Linked DNA regions of Homo sapiens: regions 1 and 3 are each linked to region 2. Evidence: chromatin contacts called from ENCODE Hi-C or POLR2A ChIA-PET data. All regions are on one chromosome and are shown on one strand. The core of a region is the stretch at or near the end of the contact, and the rest is flanking DNA. Distances in the headings are between cores, read along the strand shown. Region 1 holds the start of GALM (galactose mutarotase). Region 2 overlaps SOS1 (SOS Ras/Rac guanine nucleotide exchange factor 1). Region 3 overlaps MAP4K3-DT (MAP4K3 divergent transcript).

Region 1 (4,476 bases), core at 1,834-4,333, 430 kb after region 2:
CTGTGGATTTCGTTTCTGCCTTTTAGTTTTTACTTCTTTCTTTGGAGGCAGAAATTGGGCATAAGGCAATATGAGGGGTGGTCTCCTCTCTTACTGTAACTAAAAATTTATATAATTTTCTTCTTTAGAATTCTATGAAAGAAAAAAATCCCATTTTCCCAGGGAGAAACTGAACCATTCTGACCTCTGGTTATGGCTGTCATCCAAACAGTTTATATAACCTGTCTGGGAAATTGAAGATTGTTCATATCTAACTCTGCAGTTACAAAAGGACCATGTCTCATGGAATTATCCACGCTCAGATCTTCCGCATGGCTCAAAACCATTTTTGGGATATGGTAATGTCAAGATAACCCCTTATTCTGTCAAGTATTTAAAAAAATTTTTTTTAAATTTAAATTTATTTATTTATTTATTTATTTTTATTTATTTTAGAGACAGGGTCTCACTATGTTGCTCAGGCTGGTCTCAAACTCCTGGCCTCAAGCGATCCTCCCACTTTGGACTCCTAGGATTACAGGTGTGAGCCACCATGCCGGCCTCTGTCAAGTCTTATTACTTTAAATTATTTACCTCTGTTTGTTTATATATACTTACATACTCTGATGGTTTAAAAGAATATGCAGTGAAAATTAAGTCTCCTTCCCATCCTCTGCACCCTGGGCACCCAGGATCCTTTCTTAACAACCACTGTTACCAGTTTATTGTTAACATAGGTTTTAATGCACTAGAAATGTAGTATCAGAGCACCATCAAAATAGTAACAGAGTGTTGTATATCTCCCCTGTAAGAGTCACAGCCCACACCTCTACAACAAACACAGGGTAACAAGAGAAAAGCAAAACAGCTGGGCACAGTGGCTCATGTCTGTAATCCCAGCACTTTGGGAGGCTGAAGTGGGAGGATTGCTTGAGGCCAGTAGTTCGAGGCTGCAAGTCAGCTATAATTGCACTACTCCACTCTAGCCTGGGTGACAGAGCGAGACTCCACCTCTAAAAAATAAAAAATACATAAAAAAGCCAAACAAATTTATTTGATTATAGTTTTATGTGACACGGGAGCTTTCAGAATGAAGACCGACAGATACAAGGAAAACAATCCATTTCTATGCTTAGGTCCAATGGAACATGGACAGCCATGTAGAAATATGATTGGACCAAAAGGGTAAGATCTGTTGCTAATAGAGTGAGTGGGGAAACTCGGCAAGGCCTGTGTTCAGATTTTTCTTGGCCTCCCCATGCAGCATTTCTTCCTCCGGGTATGGGGCAGGACCCCTCTGGAATGAGGGTCTTAATTTCTTTATGGTCAGCTGTTACACAGAAAGGCAGAGGGAAAGGTTAGAGTATATTTTTATTTTTTTGAGATGGGGTCTCACTCTGTCGCCCAGGCTGGAGTGCAGTGGCGCAATCTCGGCTCACTGCAACTTCCGCCTCCCAGATTCAAGTGATTCTCCTGCCTCAGCCTCCCAAGTAGCTGGGATTACAGGTGCCCGCCAGCAGCCTGGCCAACATGGTGAAACCCCATCTCTACCAAAAACACAAAAAAATTAGCCGGGCATGGTGGTGTTCAACAGAAAGCTGAGTTTTGTTTTTTTCCCTGAGGAATTGAAATTTGCTCTCTGTTTTTTAAGATAGAGTTTCGCTCTGCCACCCACGCTGGAGTGCAGTGGCGCAATCTTGGCTCACTGCAACCTCCGCCTCCTGGGTTCAAGCTATTCTCCTGCCTCAGCCTCCTGACTAGCTGGGATTACAGGCACGTGCCACCATGCTCAGCTAATTTTTTTGTATTTTTAGTAGAGACAGGGTTTCACCATGCTGGCCAGGCTGGTCTGGCCAACATGTAACCATGAGCCAAGTTACATATCTTACGTATCGGAAGAACCAAACAGACAGAATGACACACCAAAAGGAAAACCTCAAACCTCCTCTCCAGCAGAATTTGTCTACGCCCCAACCACTGAGCAGAGAGTATTAACTCTCAGTTTCCCTTTGCCAGCTTTATTTCACACCTCATTTTCTGTCTAGTTACACCATGGTGCTAAGAGAGCATGATGTACATTTTCCTTTGCTGCAATCAAGCTGCAATTGTCATTCTTTATTTATGCAATTACTGAGTTAAAGTCTATCTCCCCAGCCAAACCGCAAGAGTGGGGACCTTGTCTGTCCTGTTTAATGAGGTCATCGGATTAATAGAGTTGTCAAATGTATTAATTAATGCCTGATCCTAATTGCCCATGGATTCTGGGATAAAAGTCCATCCTAGTTGGTAGGAGACCTGATCTCTGAGAAGACACTGAGTTGGTCTTCTCTATTTTGTTCCTAAATGGTTATTGGGTAGCTGGTGTACTAGGCAACCACTGAGCTTAGTGGAGCATTTCTGAGACAACCAGGCCTCAAAGAGAATCTGATCAAGGAAGAAGGAAGTAGAAGAGGCAAGTATTTGAATTTCCTTCTTCAGAAGGGAAGAAGTGGGAGCCACACCCCCTCTTGCCTGCTCTTTCCTCTCCAGCCTTCTCCAGGTATCAGGCAGTTCAAAGATTAGGCAGTTCAAAGATCGCTCCAGGATCGCTGAAGTGTATCATACCATCAGCTGACCTTTTACGTTAACTGGGGCAAAGCCTGAACGGATAACCAGAGGCCAACTGCCATAGTTTATTTATTACAGTTTTTCCCAAATGCTGGATGGCCACACGGCCCTCTATGATGCATGCGCTTGCAAGTCAGACGGTCCCAAGCTAGGCGACTTTCCCCCTTGGTCCCTCGCATTGCAAGTGGCCCGCTAGATCCGGGAGGTATGTAGCGTGGGCCTGGGGCCTGCTCGCAGCCCAGGGCACAGTTCAACCCACCTTCCAACTCGGCGAAGCCAAGCACCACGTCCGAGGCTCTCCCCTGCCTGTCTTTGACCTCTAGGGCTGTGATCGTGCAGCCCCAGGAGATGATGTCCACTCTCAAGAGGTCTGACTGCAGCTGGAACTTCTCCACTGTCCCTCCTCCCGAGGGCAGCTCTCCAAACACGGCCCTGGTCACCGAAGCCATAGGGAAAGTTTGGCGTGTGCAGCCACTGCCCGCTCTTCAAACTCCAGCGCTCGCTAAGCTAGAGGCGACCCAAGTTTACAGGAGAAGGGGCGTGACTCGGCTCAGACTCCTCCCTTTCCCTGCCTGGATTTAGGGAGTGACCGTTCCTGCAAAAAATAGCCCCTGGGGCCTTTCTAAATCAATCATTTGCCTGAGGGTAACAAGAGGGGCAAACTTTGCAGCCACACTTGTACTTTTTTTCCTTGGCTCGTCCTGGTTGCATTGCATGTTGGGAATGGTAGTTTTTGGGAGGTGAAATTGCATTTTGGGGCTTGTAGTCTTTCTAAACTCGAATCCTGGGTTGACGGGGTTCTACCCCCATCTCCCCACACCTCAACATGTAATGAGCTGGTCATTAATGTCGGTGGCTATCAGACGAAGAATGGGAAAATACAGATAGCAGACTTACAGTGAGACCGATCTTGGGAAAAAATTAGATTTTAACTCTTTGATACAGGGGGTAAGAAGTACAGCAGTAGTTGGCCGGCTCGGTGGCTCACGCCTGTAATCCCAGCACTTTGGGAGACCGAGGCAGGCGGATCACGAGGTCAGGAGATTGAGACCTTCCTGGCTAACACGGTGAAACCCCGCCTCTACTAAAAATACAAAAAAAAAAAAAAAAAAAAAAAAAAAAAAAAATTAGCTGGGAGTGGTGGTGGGGGCCTGTAGTCCCAGCTACTCGGGAGGCTGAGGCAGGAGAATGGCGTGAACCCGTGAGGCGGAGCTTGCAGTGAGCCGAGATCACGCCACTGCACTCCAGCCTGAGTGACAGAGCGAGACTCCGTCTCAAAACAACAACAACAACAACAACAAAGTACAGTAGTAGCTTAGAAATGAGGTAAATCATCTCAGGCTTCTCTGCACACAGACTTACTGAAGATTCACTCTTTTTGTCCCACGGATGAAGTCCTGGACATGGTTCTGTTAGAGCCACTGCCCAGAAGGCTCTCCTGACGGCCAAAGCTGTGCCAGCCTCGAGGAGCTTGGACCAGACAGGGTCAGGTAGATGGATTAGGCCCTCGGTGTGCGGAGGTGATTAGAGACAGCCTCAGACTTATTTTACTTCAAGGGACTGGAAAGGGACCTCTGGTGTCTTCTGGCTCCTGAAGTCCACAGTTCCTTTAAGAAGGGATTCAGGGAACAAGTATTGATTGAGGTCCTTGTAAATGCCAGGTACTGAACCTTTGTTATCTCCTTTTCTACAAGTAGGATGGAGTCTTCAGGTATGTACAGTTGGAGAGGAAAGACACTAAGGTTATTAAATAATTGTCTTGCTTGATTGTGTCTCAGAATTTGCTGAGGACATTTAAAATGCATATTCCCAGTCCCCACCTCTGGAATTTCTAATTCTGGAAGTCTAGGGTGAAACTCAGGAATCTGCATTTTTCATGTTCCCAAGTTA
Region 2 (4,596 bases), core at 899-3,398:
GCTGGAGTGCAGTAGTATGATCACGGCTCTCTACAGCCTTGGCCTCCTGGGTTTTAGTGATCCTCCTACCTCAACCTAGTCTAGCTGAGTAGCTAGGACTACAAGTGTGTACCACCACACCCACCTAATTTTTTTTCCCCTTTGGTAAAGATGAACTCTCATTATGTTGCCCACACTGGTCTTGAACTCGTAGGCTCAAGCTATCCTCCTGCCTTAGCCTCCCAAAGTGCTGGGTTTACAGGTATGAGCTACCACACCGGGACAAAGTGGCACTTTTTTTTTTTTTTTTTTTTTTTTTTGAGACAGAGTCTCGCACTGTCACCCGGGCTGGAATGCAATGGCATGATCTCAGCTCACTGCAACCTCTGCCTCCCAGGTTCAAGTGATTCTCCTGCCTCAGCCTCCCGAGTAGCTGGGATTATGGGGCCTGCCACCACGCCTGGCTAATTTTTGCATTTTTAGTAGAGATGGGGTTTCTCCATGTTGGTCAGGCTGGTCTCGAACTCCTGACCTAGTGATCCGCCCACCTCAGCCTCCCAAAGTGCTGGGATTACAGGCATGAGCCACTGAGCCTGGCCTAAAGTAGTACTTTTTAATTAAAAAAAGAATCAAAATGAAACTCAATACATAGGCAGGTCATAAAAAATGATTTTTTCTTTTGCTCAAGCAGTGAGTAGCATTAAGCTGTTCCCTCACCTTCACCTGGTGTTACCTGGAGTACATTTGGGAAGTCCTCAACTTTGAAAACCCTTTTTCCCTATATACTGCTGGTAATTAAAAGCAAAAAATTATTCTGAAGTTTGTCAAGCATTTTATGGAGGAGACATTGCTAGTTTGTTTTCTGTTTTTTTTTAAGTATATTTTAAACATTTCCTTATACTCCTAATATAAATGTTGCTTTGTCAGAAATTTCAACATTTGGAACAAAATTTTTATAGTTTCTAAATAAATATAATTCAAACCAGGTATAGTTAGGATGGGTGCCTATAATGCTGTCAGGATACATATAATGCTATGCATAAAGTTTATTTCTGTATCATCTAGTTGTTCAACAGTTGATCTAGGCATAATAATGAAACTACTTTTGCAGTTTGATATAGTTTGGATATTTGACCCCTCCAAATTTCATGTTGAAATTTGTCCACCTCCAATCTCACGTCTCAGTGTTAGACAGTGGGGGCCTGGTGGGAAGTGTTCGGGGTCATGGGGCAGGTCCCTCATGAATGGGTTGGTACCATCCTTGTCCCAGAGGTAATGTGTGAATTCCTGCTCTATTCGTTCATGTGAGAATTGGTTGTTCAGAAGAGTGTGACACACTTCCCCTCTCTCTTGCCATGTGACACATTTGCTCCCCCTTTGGCTCTGCCATGATTGGAAACCTCCTGAGGTCCTTACCAGAAGCAGATGCTAGCGGCACGCTTCTTGTACAGCCTGCAGAACTGTTAGCCAAGTAAAACTCTTTACTTTATAAATTACCCAGCCTCAGGTATTTCTTTATAGCAATGCAAATAGACTAAAAGACAGTTAAACACATTTTTGTTTTTGTTTTTCTCCATGTCTCCTTGCTGTATTTTATTATTTTTTTGAGACAAGGTCTCACTCTGTTGCCCAAGCTGGAGTGCAGTGGTGCAGTCTCGGCTCACTGCAACCTCCCCCTCCTGGGCTTAAGTGATCCTCCCTCCTCAGCCTCTCAAGTAGCTAGGACTAAAGGTGTGTACCACCACACCCAGCTATTTTTCTTTAAATTTTTTGTAGAGACAGGGTCTCACTGTGTTGCCTAGGCTGGTCTTGAACTCTTAGTCTCAAGGAATCCTCCTGCCTTGGCTTCCCAAACTGCTTGGATCACAGGTATGAGTCACCACGCCTGGCCTGCTCTTTTGTTTCTATATGTTAGACTTTTTGCAGATTTCCATATATAAGCGATGTCATCAGTATTTTCTTTCAGTGTCTGGCTTATTTTACTGAGTGTAATGTCCTCTGGGTTTATTATCCGTGTAGTTGCAAATGGCAGTATCTCATTTTTTAAGGCTGAATGATATTCCATTGTGTGTATCTGTGTGTATCACAATTTCTTTTTTCATTCATCTGTCAGTTGACACATTGTTTCCATAACTTGGCTATTGTGACTAATACTGCAATGAACACAGTAGCACAGATATCTCTACCAGGTGCTGATTTCATTTCCTTTGAGTACATACCCAGCTAGGTCATATGGTAGTTCTATTTTTAAGTTTTTGAGGAACCTCCATTACTGTTTTCCATAATGGCTGTGCCAATTTATATTCCCATCCACAGTCTACAAGGGTTTCCTTTTCTCCACACCCTCACCAACACTTGTTATCTCTTACCAAAAGAGTCATTCTAACAGGTGTGAGATGATATCTCATTGTGGTTTTGATTTGCATTTCTCTGATGATTAATGATGTTGAGTACCTTTTCATATACCTGTTTGTCATTAGTATGTCTTCTTCAGAAAAAAACAGTCTTGGCCGGGCACAGTGGCTCATGCCTGTAATCCCAGCACTTTGGGAGGGCGAGGCAGGTGGATCACTTGAGGTCAGGAGTTTGAGACCAGCCTGGCCAAAATGGGGAAACCCCATCTCTACTAAAAATTAGCAGGGCCCGTAATCCCGGCTACTCCAGAGGCTGAGGCAGGAGCATCACTTGAACTGGGGAGGTGGAGGTTGCAGTGAGTCGAGATCGTGCCACTTCACTCCAGCCTGGGCACAGAGTGAGACTCTGTCTCCAAAACAATAAAAAAAGATATATGGTTTGTAAACATTTTCTCCCAGTCTGTAGGGTGCCTTTTGATTGTGTTGATTGTTTCCTTTGCTGTGCAGAAGCTTTTTAGTTTGATGTAGTCCAAGTTGTTTATTTTTGCTTTTGTTGCCTGGGCTTTTGGTATGCCATCCAAAAAAATATCAAGGAACTAGTATTAACCTATACAATTCAGTAGTTTTTAGTATATTTACAGAGCTGTGCAACTATTGCACAATCAATTATAAATCATTTTCATCACCTCAGAAAGAACTCCATACCCTTTAGCCATCATCCTCCAAACCTCCAGCCCCAGGTAACCATTAATCTATTTTCTGTCTTTATGGATTTGTCTGTTCTGGACATTTCATATAAATGGACTCATAATATGTAGTCTTTCATGACTGCCTTTTTTCACTTAGCAAAATGTTTTCAAGGTTCATCCATATTTTAGCATGTATCAGTACTTCATTTCTACGACTAAATAGTATTGTGTTGCATTGATGTATACTACATTTTGCTTATACATTCATCAATAGATGAACATTTGGGTTGTTTCTACCTATTGGCTATTAAGAATAGCTGCATATTTTCATTCCCACTAGCAGTGTGGAAGGCTTTCAGTTTCTATATTTTCACCAACACTTGTCTTTTTTATTCTAGCCATCTTAGTGGATATGAGGTGATATCTCATTGTGGTTTTCATTTGTATTACCCTAATAACTGATGATGAACATTTTTTCATGTGCATATTGAACATTTGTAGATCTTGTTTGAAGAAATATCTGTTCAGATCCTTTGCCCATTTTAAAATTGGGTTGTCTTTTTACTGTTGAGTTGTAAGAATATTTTTTTTTTGAGGTGTGGTCTCGCTTTGTTGCCCTGGCTGGAGTGCAGTGGCACAATCTTGGCTCACTGCAACCTCCACCTTCCGGGTTCAGGCAATTCTCCTGCCTCAGCCTCCTGAGTAGCTGGGACCACAGGCGCCTGCCACCACACCTGGGTAATTTTTTGTATTTTTAGTAGAGATGGGGTTTCACCGTATTAGACAGGATGGCCTTGATCTCCTAACTTCGTGATCTGCCTGCCTCGGCCTCCCAAAGTGCTGGGATTACAGGCGTGAGCCACCGCACCCGGCCAAATTTTTTATATATTCTGAATGTAAGTTCCTTATCAAATATATGAATCGCAAGTATTTTTTCCCATTATGTGAAGTGAAGTCTTCTTATAGATATAGTATTGTGATTAATAACAAATAGTTAATTTAGGAGAGTAGAGTACAAGCTGTAGCAGTGGGAGTTTTGTCAGCACACGCTTTTAGAAGGTTTCTTCCACTGTATGACCGTGTATTGATGAAAGGAATGTGCCTGAAACTGTAACCAAAGGAGACATGCTTCCAGAAAAATCTCAAGGAAAAGTATTGTAAGCAACAGTAGATGTTGGATCAGACTCTAAAGTAAAGGGTGGAGAGTTAACCAGTTAACATGTAAGTTGGAGATAGAGTTCTCCCAGAATATGTAGGCACCAAAGTAGTTCTAGACAACAAGGATTACTTCTCATTTAAAGATGGTGACATTCTTGCAAACTATATAGACTGAAATAAATCATATTGAAATGGCATCAACATGAAGCTGCCCATTCTGTAATTCTGAAATCTTCTATCATGTAAAATAATTTTCATGTCTTTCTTTTGTAATAAACTAATGATATCTAAACTAATGATGCCCAGTGTTTCTAAAATTTAGTTTTGCTGTATTGATATAAACATTTCCTAATAAAAATATGTAAATTTAAAAATAGTTAATTTAAAGCTTATATAGATTCCAAGAAATAATAATG
Region 3 (4,592 bases), core at 931-3,430, 390 kb before region 2:
CTCGCTTCACCCCCCCAGGAGGTCATCTAGGGAGCAGGCATCACACAGTAGCAACAGGCCTTGCGGATGATGACATCATAGGCTATTTTGCCCACTCTGTTTATCTCGCACTGAGAGGCAGGAGAGCACAGTAAGGAGCACAGGTTTTTTGGTTTGGTTTTGTGGGTTTTGTGGGGGTTTTTTGTTTTTTGTTTTTTTTTTTTTTTTTGAGATAGACTATCACTCTGTCACCCAGGCTGGAGTGCAGTGGCACGATCTCAGCTCACTGCAACCTCCACCTCCGGGATTCAGGTGATTCTCGTGCCTCAGCCTCCCAAGTAGCTGGGATTACAGGAGCACACCACCATGACTGGCTAATATTTGCATTTTTAATAGAAACAGGGTTTTGCCATATTGGCCAGGCTGGTCTCAAACTCCTGACCTCAAGTGATCCTCCTGCCTTGGCCTTGCAAAGTGCTGTGATTACAGGCGTGAGCCACTGCACCTGGCAAAGAGCACAGGTTTTGAAGTCAAACAGACCTATCTTCAAAGTATGTTTCTGTCCTGTGCCACATCTAAACCTTAATTCCCTAAGCTGTAAAAGATGATCAAATAGGCCAGGCACGGTGGCTCACACCTGTAATCCCAGCACTGTGGGAGGCCGAGGCGGGCAGATCACCTGAGGTCAGGAGTTCCAGACCAGCCTGGCCAACATGATGAAACCCCATCTCTATTAAAAATAAGAAAATTAGCCGGGCATGGTGACATATGCCTATAATCCCAGTTACTCCAGAGGTTGAGGCAGGAGAATCACTTGAACCCAAGAAGCGGAGGTTGCAGTGAGCCGAGATCATGCCACTGCACTTCAGCCTGGGTGACAAGACTGTCTGAAAAAAAAAAGGAAAATCAGGATTTCTAAGAGATATCTCTACTCTTACGTTCATTGCAGCATTATTCATGATAGCCAAGATATGAAAACAACCTAAATGTCCATCAACAGATGAATGGATGAAGAAAATATGGTATACATATACAACAGAATATTATGCAGCCTTCAAAACAAAAGGAAATCCTGTCATTTACAACATGAATGAACCTGAAGAACATTAAGCTAAGTAAACTAAGCGAGACACAGAAAAACAAATACTGTGTTGATTTCACTTATATGTAAAAACTAAAGTAGTCAAACTTAGAACAGCAGAGAGTGGAATGTTGGTTGCCATGAGCTGGAGGGATAGAGGAATGGGGAGATATTGGAAAAGGGTTACAGAGTTTCAGTTATCCAAATGAATGAATTCTGGAGATGTATTCTACAACGATGTGACTACAATTAGCAACACTATATTATATACTTGAAATTTGCTAAGAGGGTGGATCTTAAGTGTTCTCACCACCAAAAAATAAAAAAGAAGGGAAAGAAAGGAAGGAAGAAAGAGAGAGAGAACAAAAGAAAATGGTAACTATGTGAGGTGATGGATATGTATATGATATATATGCATATTATATATATATGATTTGATATGGATATATGCATATATATGCATAATTGAAATATGTACATATTTAAAGTGTACGACATGATTTGATATGCATATATATGCATATATATCCATATATATGCATGGATATGGATATGGATATATATGCATGGATATATATGCATATCAAATCATCATGTTGTACACTTTAAATATGTACAATTTTCAATTGTCAATTATATCTCAATATGGGAAAAAGTCTTGTCATGAAGGAGATGCTTAATAAATAGTAGTTAATGTTATTATCTTTGATTGATTTGTCTTTGAATAAATTTCTGTGGCCTAAATGAGGAAGCATATTCAAGGCATATATCCAAATATTTGTAAGAGTAGAGGAATGTTCTTAATCCAAATTATATGCACCAGTATTGCTCACTTGAGTGGAAGGAAATTATAGAATGGAGTATTAACTTCCTAATGACTAGACAAAATTAGTTGAGTAAATTACCCAATCAGTTCAGGAGAAGAAAATAAAAACCTGATTCAAAGGGTTTTTTTCCCCTCTGTGGGTTCATTTTATTGCTGCAACCCTCTAATTTGTTTTAGTTATAAAGACATGGCCATTTCATTTTCAGTTTCACCCAGGAACTAGAACTATATTTTGAAATAGGGACAACTGGATTTAGAAAATCACTTTTGTACAACTAGAACTCATTTACAGCTAGTTATTCAAATATCCAGTGACAGCATAATAAAAATTTAGGGCCTTCTTTTAATTAAACACTCCAGTTTACAATTCCCTGGAAGTAGTAACACATATTTGGAAACTGCTCTCTTTCGTGTTTTTAAAATAGCATCTAACATTAAGACAGTAATTTATTAAGAAATAACTTGCTGATCTGAAAGTGTTGATGTGATTTCAAAATGTCTTTAGAATGCATCCAACTCGATGAGACTTATATGCATGGATTTGGAGAACAAGGAGCTTATCATAGGACTTTCATAGCCCTCTCAAAATGGCAAATGAAGATAAACTGCAGAAATAGGGACTGCATGTTGCAATCAAAAGGGAACCTGCCCACAGACTGAAACAAACTTGGAAAACAAATGAACGGAAGATTAAACAGTGAAGTCTAAGTACTATCACTTCTTCCCCTATGATTAAAGCCTGACAGGCACCATGAGTCAAACTGTAAATATATACTAGTTATCATAGACCTCACTGGGTTTATGCGTCAGTAAACCACAGCTGCCTCTAATTTACCATTGAAACATGTTTTAGGGAAATGAAACTAGCCACCACCTCCTTTCATGCATGTGATATACTATTCATAACCAAGCCCTAATGACAGAAGAGAGCATTCTTAAAATAGTCTAATGGCTTTTTTGTATTCAACAATACAATCCCCCTATATTTTTTATACCTAACTCACCACATATTCAAGAATTTTCCATCATGTGCTTAACTTTAAATTTTTAAATGGTTTTCTTCACCTGAGCTGGCAGCTTTACTATTGCACTAGTCCAAACATATAGATGGGAGCGTCCTTAAATATGCAGCAAGACACACGTGATATAAATAGGAGGAATCATAGTATAGGACCACCTAATAATAATAAAGCCAATGTTTACTTAGTGCTTACTATTTACCTAACATTGTGCTAAGCACTTTTGAAGAATTATTTTGTTTAATCAGCAATTCCAACAAGACAAAATTCCAGTGTCCCAGATGATAAGACTAGCGAAACTTAAAAATCCTAATGTTAAAAAATTAAACCGCTAAGTGAAAATTAGTTTTTCATGGGTGATTTCTTGGCAATTTATAAAATTTAAGTTTTCCTAAAATTAACTGTAAACTGATACATATTAATCATACATAGCAAATGTCTACAGTCAAATTTTAAGCTATTTCTCTGCTTTATTAGCCATTTATATCAGCTTTTATACGAAACTTCCTTTTCATAGGTGCAATTGAAGACAAAGGATCAAAGCTTTTTCACTGGGCACGGTGGCTCATGCCTGTAATCCCAGCACTTTGGGAGGCCGAGGCGGGCAGATCACGAGGTCAGGAGATCGAGGCCATCCTGGCTAACATGGTGAAACCCTGTCTCTACTAAAAATACAAAAAATTAGCCAGGCGTGGTGGTGCACACCTGTAGTCCCAGCCACTCAGGAGGCTGAGGCAGGAGAATGGCGTGAACCCAGGAGGCAGAGGTTGCAGTAAGCCAAGATCACTGAACTCCAGCCTGGAGGACAGAGCATGAGACTGTCTCAAAAAAAGAAAAAAAAAAAGTTTTTTGTACTTTAAGCTAACTTTCATGAAACTATCCTATCATCAGAAACCCACTGCCAGTGGGCACAGTGGCTCACGCCTGTAATCCCAGCACTTTGGGAGGCTGAGGCAGGTAGTTCACTTGAGGTCAGGAGTTCAAGACTAGCCTGGCCAACATGGTGAAACCCCATCTCTACCAAAAATAAAAAAATTAGCCAGACGTGGTGGTGCGTGCCTGCAATCCCAGCTACTCGGGAGGCTGAGGCAGGAGAATCACTTGAACCTGGGTGGCAGAGGTTGCGGTGAGCTGAGATTGTGCCACTGCACTCCAGCCTGGATGACAGAGTAAGACTCCATCTCGAAAAGAAAAAAAGAAACCCCACTGCCACCTCTGAAAGATCTTCGGTGATTTGGGCCATTCATTCATTCCTCAGACTTAACCACCAACTGCACACCACACCCTGGGGATACGAATAAGACATGAACTCCACCTTCAAAACACATTCAGCCTGCTGAGAGAGATATAAACAAACCACAGCAAATATAATGCACAATATCATATAACAGAGGTAGAGAGAATGGAGGTCAAAAGGAGAAAGTAATTGAAAAAAAGGCAATTTTTGGAAGGCTTCACAGAAGCAGTGACACTAAAGGTAGCATCTTTTTTTTTTTTTTTTTTTTTTTTTGTGAGGCAGCGTTTCACTCTCTTGCCCAGGCTGGAGTGCAGTGACCCAATCTCAGCTCACTGCAACCTCCGCCTCCCAGGTTCAAACAATTCTCCTGTCTCAGCCTCCTAAGTAGCTGGGACTACAGGTGCACGCCACCATGCCAGCTAATTTTTGTATTTTTAGTAGAGATAGGGT

What was found. A loop is a pair of places that touch in the nucleus more often than their neighbours do. ChIA-PET counts read pairs that join two places held with the same protein, here RNA polymerase II (POLR2A). Pooled maps may share reads with other maps.
Region 1: a loop to region 2 is called in a pooled map, with 13 times the contacts of the local background. The contact joins the promoter of GALM here to the enhancer-like site in region 2. A Hi-C loop is called at or near these places in 6 of 50 pooled maps. POLR2A ChIA-PET finds 5 or more read pairs at or near these places in 2 of 52 experiments (GM10248 and H1).
Region 3: a pooled map shows a loop between it and region 2 (12-fold over the local background). The contact joins two enhancer-like sites. A Hi-C loop is called at or near these places in 6 of 37 single-sample maps with no recorded cell type and 9 of 50 pooled maps. POLR2A ChIA-PET finds 5 or more read pairs at or near these places in 1 of 52 experiments (OCI-LY7).

What each region holds. Positions count from the first base shown.
Region 1 is chr2:38,664,721-38,669,196 of GRCh38, reverse strand. GALM (galactose mutarotase) reads right to left here and starts at 3,083. Exons shown (of 7, transcript NM_138801.3): 1 at 2,846-3,083. The coding sequence starts at 3,035. RefSeq lists enhancers at 2,306-2,818, 2,819-3,331.
Region 2 is chr2:39,097,908-39,102,503 of GRCh38, reverse strand. All of the region lies in intron 1 of SOS1 (SOS Ras/Rac guanine nucleotide exchange factor 1), which reads left to right. It also overlaps the pseudogene HSPE1P13. Among named protein-coding and RNA genes, the nearest start is that of SOS1, 21 kb to the left of the region's middle. Within about 2 kb of position 2,148, at least 2 of the 41 ENCODE cell types and tissues checked have a DNase peak (open chromatin) inside an H3K27ac peak, as active enhancers do; they include OCI-LY7, where a contact is called at or near this core.
Region 3 is chr2:39,490,384-39,494,975 of GRCh38, reverse strand. The region is part of intron 3 of MAP4K3-DT (MAP4K3 divergent transcript); the gene reads right to left. Among named protein-coding and RNA genes, the nearest start is that of MAP4K3-DT, 55 kb to the right of the region's middle. Within about 2 kb of position 2,180, at least 6 of the 41 ENCODE cell types and tissues checked have a DNase peak (open chromatin) inside an H3K27ac peak, as active enhancers do; they include OCI-LY7, where a contact is called at or near this core.